2 separate regions of the Homo sapiens genome follow, and region 2 is linked to region 1. A link is an interaction called in ENCODE POLR2A ChIA-PET data of the cell type or tissue named here. Cell type or tissue: HepG2. All regions are shown on one strand. Links, peaks and the distances in the headings refer to the core of each region. The heading gives the core; the rest is flanking DNA. Region 1 holds the start of GPHA2 (glycoprotein hormone subunit alpha 2). Region 2 overlaps EHD1 (EH domain containing 1).

The links. ChIA-PET counts read pairs that join two places held together with the same protein. Peaks named below come from ENCODE experiments on the same cell type or tissue, not always from the same donor. Only the 100,000 strongest peaks of a DNase experiment are listed, where the experiment ranks them.
Region 2: POLR2A ChIA-PET joins it to region 1 with 6 read pairs; 7 of 35 experiments call an interaction of 5 or more read pairs at or near these places.

What each region holds. Positions count from the first base shown.
Region 1 is chr11:64,933,128-64,938,404 of GRCh38, forward strand. It overlaps PPP2R5B (protein phosphatase 2 regulatory subunit B'beta), which reads left to right. Exons shown (of 14, transcript NM_006244.4): 13 at 18-119; 14 at 570-1,348. The coding sequence ends at 717. It overlaps GPHA2 (glycoprotein hormone subunit alpha 2), which reads right to left and starts at 2,766. Exons shown (of 4, transcript NM_130769.4): 1 at 2,707-2,766; 2 at 2,231-2,333; 3 at 1,864-2,048; 4 at 1,344-1,747. The coding sequence starts at 2,333. The coding sequence ends at 1,646. It overlaps MAJIN (membrane anchored junction protein), which reads right to left. Exons shown (of 11, transcript NM_001037225.3): 11 at 5,103-5,277. In HepG2, for the core only: CTCF peaks have their summits at 1,716 and 2,748 (motif pointing left); DNase peaks (open chromatin) are centred at 1,724 and 2,784; H3K4me3 peaks cover 1,293 bases; H3K27me3 peaks cover 724 bases.
Region 2 is chr11:64,852,589-64,858,035 of GRCh38, forward strand. It overlaps EHD1 (EH domain containing 1), which reads right to left. Exons shown (of 5, transcript NM_006795.4): 4 at 2,734-2,898; 5 at 1-2,269. The coding sequence ends at 1,745. Among named protein-coding and RNA genes, the nearest start is that of CDC42BPG, 11 kb to the left of the region's middle. RefSeq lists enhancers at 744-1,742, 1,743-2,741, 1,989-3,188, 2,430-2,489 and a silencer at 1,087-1,146. In HepG2, for the core only: no CTCF peak of the experiment used is centred there; DNase peaks (open chromatin) are centred at 2,573 and 4,253.

The DNA of each region.
Region 1 (5,277 bases), core at 1-5,000:
TCCTTGACACTGCCAAGAACCATCGTATCACTGATCTACAATGTGCTCAAGACCTTCATGGAGATGAATGGGAAGCTGTTTGATGAGCTCACAGCCTCCTACAAGCTGGAAAAGCAGCAGTGAGTGTTGGGGGCTGGGCGTGGGGGAAGGGAGAAGAGCAGGGAGGAGTCAGACCCCCATGGCTGGAGGGAACCCGAGGACTACCCCAAACTCTGTCTGATCAGATGCTGCAAGACTGTCCATGCTCCTGCCATCCTATGCCTGACTGTCTGCCCCTGTATCCTCCCGTCATTCTTCGAGTAGCTCAGACTTGTTCTGACTCCCTGTAGCTTCCTACAGAAGCCAGAACCACTCAGGCCCCACCCGTCATCTTCTCTGTGACTGCAGGCTGGGATCTGTCTGTCCTCTGCTCTCTTCCCTCAGTAGAGGGTTTTTATGGAGTCACAGAACAAAAATGGTTCCATGCCTTCCCTTTGCCGGTGGGGTGGTAGTGAGGGAGTCTGGACTGTGAGGGAGTCTGGACTGTGGGGGGCCCCAGGAAAGGGAGCTGCCTCACCCTCTCTCCCCAGGGAGCAGCAGAAGGCCCAGGAGCGTCAGGAGTTATGGCAAGGTCTGGAGGAGCTGCGGCTACGCCGGCTACAGGGGACCCAGGGGGCCAAGGAGGCCCCCCTCCAGCGGCTTACACCCCAGGTGGCCGCCAGTGGGGGTCAGAGCTAGACAGCACCTCAGAAGGGGAAAAGCTAAACCCAGAGCTGTCAGTCCCTCTATCCCTTCTCCTGTCCAGGGGCCCAGAGAGAAACACACCTACCCCTGGCCTTGCCAGAGTGGCTTCTGAGGACTCCCTGCCCAGCCCAGCTTTCACTGGGGGGAGACGAGGAGAGGCAATGGTGGTCTTGGCAACAGAATGCTCAGCCCCTCGTGGCAGGACTTGACAAGGGCAAGCTTGACCAGGAAGCTGCCATCAGGGATCTTCCCCTGCCCCGCAAAGCTAGGCTCCAGCTGCAGGCGGGCTCCCACCCTCTGCTCCTGGCCTTGGGCAAGGGCACTCAGCGCCTCGCCTGCCCCTGCCTTGGCCAATGCGAGGTCCTTCCTTATCCCCACCATGGGGTCCATGGTCTATTTATTCTCGCCCAGCTCACCCTCTACACAGACACTGTCCTGGGTGCACACTCCTCCCTTCCCTCGCTGTGTACTTCCTTGTCCCCTTTTTATTTATTGGGCAGGGGGAGGGGGAGGGCACAGGCAAGAAGAGATTCACAGTGTCCTGGGGTAAGGGGGGGTTCACAGTAATCATGGTCTACTCCTCTTTCCGTGGCTGGGGGTAGACTTAATAAAGAGAGAAATTCAAGAACTGCTTGCTTTATTTAGGGGTAAGGGCAAAGAGGGAAGTAAAATGATGAAAGATTGGTTTAGAAGGGCCAGGCAGAGGCAGGGAAGAAGCAGAAACTCCCCTCTTCTCAGGTGACAGTCACAAAATCTTACAAAGGATCAAAGCTGGAACAACCCTCCCCTTATTTAAAAAAATTCCATAGCAAGTAACCATCAGGGCTGGAGCTCCTTCCAGTTTTTGAATCTTGAACACAGGTTTCCCCCACCAGAACGTCAAGCCCTGTGACCCAGGGGAGGAAGGAGGGGAGAGGATGGGCTAGTAGCGAGAGAGGCGACACATGTCACACTGGCAGGCCCTGGCCGTGAAGATCTCGAGCTCCTCCCTCCGGCTCCCCACACACTGCAGCTGTACTTTGACCTGCGGGAGAGGGGAGTCCGTGCTGCAGTCCCCTTTCTCAGGGCTGTCTAGGATCTCCATCTCTCTGGTCTTCCCGCGACCCCAGCGTCCATCCACCGGGCCCGGGCCCTCCTCACCTTCTTCAGGCCACTGATGGTGCAGCACTGAGAGACGGAGGTGATGTTGTGTCGGTAACCACTGGCCACCAGCACAGAGTACCGAGAAGGGAAGGCGCTGGACTCACAGTGGCCCACACAGGCCTGTGCCACGTGGGAGCCCTGGCAGGTGCCTTGGCGGTCACTTCGCACTGTCACATTGAAGGCTAGAAGGAGATAGGCAAGCAGTAGACGGCGCCTCTGCCAAGGTTTGCCTCGCCCCAGCTCCCGTTGCCTGTGCCTCAGTGTGGGGCCCTTTAGGGTGCTGCCTGCCCCACCGTCCACTCAGCTCTTTGCTCCCACCCAGAACCTCCACTGCTCCTAGCCCTCCGGTCCCAGAGGTACTCACGGTGCAAGTGGCAGCCTGGGATGACTGCCTCCTGGCCCCAGGCTTCAGTGACTGCCAGGACCAGCAGATAGAGGACCAGGGTTTGAGGGGACGCCATAGGCATCTGAAACACAGTGGGGAGATGTCTCTACGTGGGTGTGCAGGTGGGATGGCGAGTTCTTTAAATACTGCATTCCAGGTGAGTGAGCCAGGGCTGGCTGGTCTGACAGGTGAGGTGTGCCTGAATGGTGCTGCCTTTTCCCTGTATCTGCCTTTGTGTGTGTGTGTGTGTGTGTATGGGTGTGAGTGTGAGCAGCTGTCTCTGGAAAGGACCTGTGTGTCAGCCCTCTGTGCAGTGATTCTCCCTTCCCTGGAATTTTCTTCGCCATCTGGAGCGCAAACATCTTCCTCCCTCCATCTGCCCCATCTTGGCCTGCAGGGCCCTCGTCCACATTCCCAGACCCTCCCCAGAGCTCCTCCTGCCTCAGCGAGCTCACCACTTCCGAGGCCCAGGAACAGAGCGGCTTGCAGTTTTCCTGTGCCTCCTGCTGGTCTCCAGCTTGGTGCTGGCTCTCCAGGCTTTTATTTGCCAGCATTTTGGAGCCACGCCCTCTTGGAGATCGGCTTTCAAACCAGCCTCCCCTGCCTGAAGCCTCAGAGCGATCCCACCTGGGGGATCTTGCTCTTTGAGGTGCGGTCCTCGGAGAGCAGCTCCTGCTGCTTTCTGCTTCTTTCTGTCCAAAAAGCTACCCACAGCCCAGGCCTCGATAAGTCAGATGTGGAGAGAAGCCTAGGAGCTGGTGGAGTGTGCAGCGTGTGTGCAGCTGACGACACAGGGGTCAAGACTCTTGGCTGAGTTGTGGACACCTGGGTTCTCTTTGCTCTGTGACCTTGGACAGAACATTTCCCTGTTCAGGGCCTGATCACCCCTAACTTTATTATTATTTATTACTATTATTTTGAGAGGGTCTGGCTCTGTCACCTAGGCTGGAGTGTGGTGGTGTTATCTCGGCTCACTGCAACCTCCACCTCCCAGCCTCCCAGACTCAAGCCATCCTCCCCCTTAGCCTCCTGAGTAGCTGGGACCACAGGCACACCACTATGACCAGCTAACTTTTGTATTTTTTTGTAGAGACAGGATTTTGCCATGTTGCCCATGGTGGTCTTGAACTGCTAAGCTCAAGTGATCCGCCTGCTTAGGCCTCCCAAAGTGCTAGAATTACAGGCATGAGACACTGTGCCTGGCCACACCCCTAATTTTAAAACCACTAAACTCAGTCCTGCTTGCCTTTTTCTAACTGCAAAGGAAAGGGATTGGGGAAGGAGATTCTTAGGGACAAGGGAAATTATACCAGTGGAGGTCTCCTGAGATGTGCTTGGTGGCAGGGCCGGGGGTTTGGGGGTTGCTGTCTGTTTCAGAGTTGCATGGCCACGGTATCAGTGGATGATTCGCATCCTGTGCTACAGAGTAACGTTCTGAGCTGGAGTGCTCCCCTAGCCCTGGAATAACAGGGACCTGACTCCTGAAAGGGCCTGAAGTTATCAACCCCAGCAAAGCTGATCTATTTGTCCAACTCTGGTTTTATAGATGAGGCAACTAAGGCTCAAAGAAAGAAAGTTACTAAAAGTCACCCAGCTAGTTAATGTTAGGGCTGATTTCAAATTCAAATCTGCTGTCCATCCATGGTGCTAAACTACACTTGAGCAAGAATGTGGCAAGCTGGAGAAAGACCCCCAGGCAGCAGTGGCCAGAGGGGTTGGGGCAAGGTGGAGAGCCAAAGGAAGCCTGTGGTGATTCTGGGCAGCCCCGCTTTGGGGTCATTGCCTCACTGATCTGCTCAGAAAGAGCAGGGCCAGTCACAGACTGCTAGAGCTAGAAGGCACTTTATAACTCACCAAATCCTACCCCCTCATTTTCTGGATGAGAAAATAAGAGCTCAGCGGAAAACAACTTCCCAAAGCTTCACTGTAAGCTAGTCAGAGTCAGGGCGGGCACTCACAGCTCCAGATTTGGAGCTGTGCTTCTTAGCAGCTTTGTAAAACAGGCCATGTTTGGGACAGTCGAGTAAAGGCTGTAAACGCAATTTGAGAGGAAGTGATGTTACTAATGTCACTAATCCTTAAATTCCCACACCCTACGGTTTCCCCATCAGCCCCCATCCCCTCAAGACCTGGGTCCTTGTTTGCCAGGTCCTCCGCAGCAGTCCACCTCTTCTCTTCTCCCCACCAAGGGTGCAGGCAGCATAGCAACAGGACGCAGCGGGAACTCAGCAGTTCAGCCCCTGCTCTCCCACTCTTGAGGGGCACCCTCTGGCATGTGACAGATGATGGCTTCTGTTTAAAGCATTTGGGTGACAAGGCTCATTACCTTATGAGGTAGCCCATTCTAATATTGGACATCTCTAACAGGTAAAAAGTGACTCCTTTGTTGTGAGCTAAAATGAGTTTCCCTACATTTCCATAGATCATTTTGGTTCTCCACGGCCACATGAGGCTAAAGTGTCTATTACAGATCAGTCCTTTAGTTGAAGGCAGCTCAGGTGGCCAGGCCTTCTCCAGGGGTGCCAACCTGGATTGACTTCCAGTTAATCTGATAAACGAATCTGCATTACTGTCAAACAGTTAAAGGGATAGAGAGGTGGGAAACATTTTGTCTATGGAGAGGCAACCATTTGGGGCCAAACTGGAACTGGGGAAGAGGTCTCTTGGGTGAGCAGGGCTCAGGACAGTGAGTCTTGAAAGACCCCATTCCCTAACCTCTGGCACAAACTCACCTACCCAAAGTGATCCTGTGAATAGTAACCAGGTAGACCTAGGGAAGTTTCATGCATTTTCTCTGTATCTTGAGGGAAGCATTTGTTCTCTTTTACTCTATTCCACTAAATTCAATCAATAACTCTTCATAAATAATTTATTGTCATTAGGATCCTAAGTGCCGAAGACAAAAGGCCTAAACCGGCCCTCAGGACATGAACATTTTAGAAAGTTCCATTCTTAATGTTTTAAATTGGGGGAAAAAATCTATTATAAAGGGGCAAAGGACACGATAAAACCACAGAGGACTCAGC
Region 2 (5,447 bases), core at 1-5,000, 81 kb before region 1:
CAGCAGAGCAGGACTGGGCAGGGTTGGTCACCTTGCCCCGGCTGCCTTGCCACTCTGTCCCTGCTGGCATCACCCCCTCAGACACCAGGGGAGGATGGCCCAGGACTGCTGCCCCTGGAAAAGACAAGGAAGCACCCGAAGCTTTCGCACAGTTCAGACTTTTTAATGCAAGGAGAAAGTCTTCACTTCTCTTCCCACAGGTGTGAACAAGCCACTGCAACTTCAACAGTGACTTCCCGGCAAGGACAGCGCCCGCATCCATCCTCACCTAATACTGTATGGAGTGACGGGCTAAGGAGAACAAGGCCAGTTCCTGCAGACTCCGAGCAGCGCTGGGGAGAAGCTCCCTGAGACCCCCGCGGGAAAGCCTGGTGGGAAGCCCAGCTGTGTGGTACCTGGTGCTCCACCTGCCTTGGTGCCATCACAGCCCGGACAGTGGCCACTGGCCTGCAAACGCGCCCGGGCCCTGGAGGCTGGGCTCAATGGCCCCAGGCAGAGGAGGGGGAGGCGGCCTGAACTGGCCCGGGCCACTGGGCCGCAAGGTTCTGGTTTCTTATTGCTCAACCTGGGGGCCAGGGGCGTTGTAAGGACATCCAAGTGAGCTGCCCTCCTTTGCTAAACAGAGGAGGAAGGAAGGTAGGAAATGAAGGGGGATTACAGAAGGGGCTGGGTTTTCCCCTGGTCCCCGCTGTCTGGACATGAGAGCCTAGCCAGAACCACGGGCTTCCTCTTACCAGCACCAAGCTGTCGTGAGGCCCCGCCACCGCCACCCACCACCACCTCCCACTGTGGAGGGTGCGTCCCAAAGCTCCAGTTAAGTGAGAGGGTAGGGCAGGAGCTGGGATGACCACCCTTCCTCAGCCAGGAAATGCAACACTGGGGTCCAGGAACGGGGTGCTCCCCGGGTACCCACACCTAATGCCCCCTGGGCAGGGCTGCTCCTTGGCTGGAGGGTGGGAAGGGGAGACAAAAATCACAGCTTTTGAACAGTGGTTGGGAAGTTATTGGGAACTTTGGTCAAGTATGAAAGATATCACTTTACAGAACAGAAACTAGCTTATGTATTTTTCTGGAAGACATTCTCCTACTCCCCTGAACTCCCAAAAAAAGACCAAGGTGGCTGGGCCCTGCTTCTGTGACTGCTGAGCGGGGTTGCGCGTCGGAGCCGGTGGGGCGCGGGAGGAAAGGGCAGGGCCCGCGCACGGGGAGCCTGGGCCCGGGAGGGGAAGGCACAAGAACCCACTTCGCCCGAGAGCACGGGGGAGGCAGAGCCAGGTGAGGAAGGAAGCCACGGTCCCGTGAAGCAACCTCAGCTCAGAAGCACACGGAGGGTGCCTGGTGTTCCTGTCCATGCAGCCTCAGCCTAGCAGCTGCCAAAAGGGCGACCTGGCTCCCCCACGGTCGCAGTCGCTGCACTGTCCAGCTCCAGCCACAGCAAAGGCCGGGGGGCAGAGGCCGTGCACACAGGGCTGGCACACAGGGGAGGCGGCGACAAAGAACGCAGCCTCTAACGTTATATATTAAAATAGCCACAGTTCTTGTGCACACAATTCCATCCTCTCACCCCTGCCTCCCCCGCCAGGCCCAGGAACAGCCTTAAAAGAAAGATGGTGGTTTTCCTTTTCGAGAGGCGAGGAAACATCCGCTCAGTCTTTATGGACCTTGAGAAATGGTGAGGCTTCCCCTCCCCCCGTCTCTGCCTCCCGGCCGGGCGTGCAAATGGCAGGTGCGGGGCCGGGCGCCATCACTCATGTCTGCGCTTGGAGGGCGGCACCAGGTGCGGGGGCAGGTCGGCGGGCAGCTCGTGGCCCTCCAGCTTGACCTTGATGAGGTGGTTGGCCAGCGCGAACTCCTCGTCGTCCAGCAGCCCGTCCTTGTCCACGTCGGCCAGCTTCCAGATCTTCCCTAGCACGGTGTTGGGGAGCTTGGACTTCACCATCTCCTTCTTGGCGTTGGCGCCCGTGATCTTGCCGTTGACAGGGGACAGCGTGTAGAAGATCTCGTCGTAGGTGGGCTTGTCCTTGCCCACCACCCACTCCACGTCGTCGATGCCCTCGCCGGCCCCCTCGCCGTAGCCGTGCCCGAACGGCCCGTTCATGGTGCCGTCAAAGGCGCCGCCCTTGACCACCTGGGAAGGCATCAGGGACTCCTCCTGCCGCACCATCACCATCAGCCGCGCGATGTCGTTGGCCAGCATGTCATCCACCGTGTCCAGCAGCTTGGGCTTCAGCGCCTGGAACTTGCTGAAGTCCTGGGTCTGCAGGAGTTCCTGTGGGCGGGGGAGGAAGGACAAGGGCTGGGAAGGGAGGCCCCTCCCAGACTCCAGGCCAAGTGGTTCCAGTCAGGGCTTCACAAGCATAAAGTGCTGCTCCCCCACACTAGCAGGGGCGACTCGGCAAAACCATCTGGCCCTTGGCTCTCTAACCTGTACACAGGAGGCACCTCCAGCTCTTTCCTTGCAGGGCTGCGGCAAGGATTCATGGACAGGGCACCAGAGCGCCTGGCATGGCCCTGCCCTCCCCCCACCACGCAGGGTGAGTCACCACATTCCCCTCTGCAGTGTCACCGCCTGGGTCAACTCTGAGTTGGGTGGGGTGCTGGTGATTAACCCAGCTGCTTCCGTTCAGGGAGGCCCTTCCCCATGGAGATGGGATTCCCTCCAAATCCAGTGCCCTGGGCCTTCCTTCTGCCCTGATGGCCACCAGCCTGCATGGGGCCTCGGGACAGCCGTACCTGCATCTTGCGGAGGCTCGGGAAGTCCCCAGGGGAGATCTGGTGCTCGCGCTCAATCTTCTGGTAGATCTCTCCGAGGTTGTTCACCAGCTCTTTCTTTTTGCTCTCTTTACCAAAGACATTGGGCATCTCTTTCTTGAGGGAGCTGATGATGTAGGCGTGAACCTGTGAGGACGGGGTGAGCATCAGGCGCTCTCTTGGCCCAGGCTGCCCCCGAGAGCAGAGCCTCCAAGGACACTCCAAGGATACTCCAAGGTGCTCGCTCAGGAACAGGGAAGCAGGAGGGATGGGTCAAGCTCAAGGCCGCTACCACCACCGGCTCCCACAGTCCTAGGAGCAGACACAATCTGGCAAGAGCCACAGCTGTCCACTGCCACAGGACAGAGGACAGGACAGGAAAACGCACTTGAAACAGAAGACAACAGCCTTGGCCTTGCACGGATCATTGTGATGATTCAGGAAGAGTAAAACCCAGTCTGTCAACCCAAAGAAGGCAATTTGTCGTGTACCACTGGGCACATCACACACCCTCTGTTCAACCCTCACCACGCATCACACACCCTCCGCTCAACCCTCACCACGCATCACACACCCTCCGCTCAACCCTCACCACGCATCACACACCCTCCGCTCAACCCTCACCACGCATCACACACCCTCCGCTCAACCCTCACCACGCATCACACACCCTCCGCTCAACCCTCACCACACACCCTCCGTTCAACCCTCACCACAGCCCTGCGGGGTGGGATTCTCCCAACCCGGCCCTAAGCAAGGCTGGGAAAGGCTGCCTGGGGTGCTTGGCTCCCACATGGAGGAGCTGGGATTGGAACCCCGGGCTGCTGAAGGTGCCCCACAGCCCATGTTCTTCTGTTTCTCTGCAAGCCCCCTTCCCCCGAGCTGCCCCCTCCCACGCAGCAGAGCAGGGAGCAGGCTTCCTGCAGGGCCCACCAGCCTGCACGTCCAAATCCCTGCTGAGTGCCGATGGAGCCCACAGAACTCCAATGGGCCCGTGCCACGCTCCACTCCATCATCACAGCTCGGATGACGAAGGATTTGAAAAATCCCAAAAAGGCTTCTCCTGGTGGTTGCCAGCTTTATCCAAGCATCAATACCTTGCTTAGGCATGTGCCTGTTCAGGGCGGCACCCCCTTCATTTCCCTGCAGCAAGCTGGGAACCTGGCAGCCCTCGAGAGTAGCCCAGCCCTCAGATCCCTCGGCCTTGCCAAGTCGTGTCCAGCCACAGAGGGCTGCGGCCAGCCAGCCTTGCTGCCCTTCTCCCCGGCTCCAGCCCATCCACCACCCCGCTCAGCCTGAGCCTGTGCCCTGGGTGGGGGCCTGGCTGAGAACTGCCTGAGGGAGGCAGCCCCGTGCCATGTGGGTCTGGATCTAGAGTCTCCCCAGGGACACTGTGGCAGGCAGATCCCAGGCCGGTGGGAGTCATCACAGAGAGCACCACTCACTCCAGGAAAAGGAAGTGGCAGGTGTGAGGCAACACTGGAGGCCACAGGGTTTTCCAGGCGCGGTGACTCAGTGTGCCTGGGGCCTGGCAGTCACACATGGTCTCACAGACGACCAGGCAGGGGCTCATGCCTGCCCCTTGTCCTGTCTGTCCTCAAAGGTGGCTGAGCAAGGGAGCTCTCTCTGCCCTGCAAGGAGAGAAACTCAGCTAGGGCCACACCCACACCCCTCAGCTCAGGACGTCCTTTGTCCTTTGAGGCCAGGGTCAGTCACCTGGGTTTTTGTATGGGTTCCTCTCTCAAAGCTGGCTCCACTCACAGGGAGGCTCCAGAAGGGAGAGATCTAGAAAAACATCCAGCCAGCCGGGCGCGGTGGCTCACGCCTGTAATCCCAGCATTTTGGGAGGCCGAGGCAGGCGGATCACCTAAAGTCAGGAGTTCGAGACCAGCCTGATCAACATGGTGAAACCCCGTCTCTACTAAAATATAAAAATTAGCTGGGTGTGGTGACGGGCGCCTGCAATCCCAGCTACTCAGGAGGCTGAGGCAGGAGAATGGCTTGAGCCTGGGAAGCGGAGGTTGCAGTGAGCCGAGATTGCGCCACTGCACTCCAGCCTAGGTAACAGAGTGAAACTCCATCTCCAAAAAAATCAAAAAATAAAATAATAAAATTAAAAATAAGAAAAACACGCAGCCCTCTGTCCTCCAGAGCCGGCATCTGACCCACGCCCGTGCACACAGCTCACGGAGGTTCAGGCCAGAATGAGAATTCCTCATCTACAGGGTGAGGTGGGGCCCAGGGTACTTGGGGCACAATGGGAGGACAGTGGTGGCAAAGGATGAAGGGTCAGTTCTCACTGCTCAGACCAGGTAGCACCCACATGCCCTCTGACTGGCCTCCAGACAGAGTGGGTACGAGGGCCACTGTGCTCAACGCCTGCAGTCTCCATGCCTCTGAGCAGGCAGGGACATGGGCTCCCCAGGAAGTGCCCATCCTCAGTCCTCAGTTATATTCTGGAGATCAGGGGACTGTGACCCTGGCCACAGGCACATCTGTCACTGAAGCCTTCATGCCCACATGATGTCTACCCTGGTACCCCCTGCATGCCATGAGGTGGGGGCAAGCACCCTGCTCTGTTGAAGAACTGGGGACGTATCACCAAAGGGCCTGGCTTGGCAGGCAGGACAGTTCCCCAGCCACGCTCCGGCCTGGCTGGCCTGGAGATAGGAGCTACGGCAAGGGCCTTTTTTTTT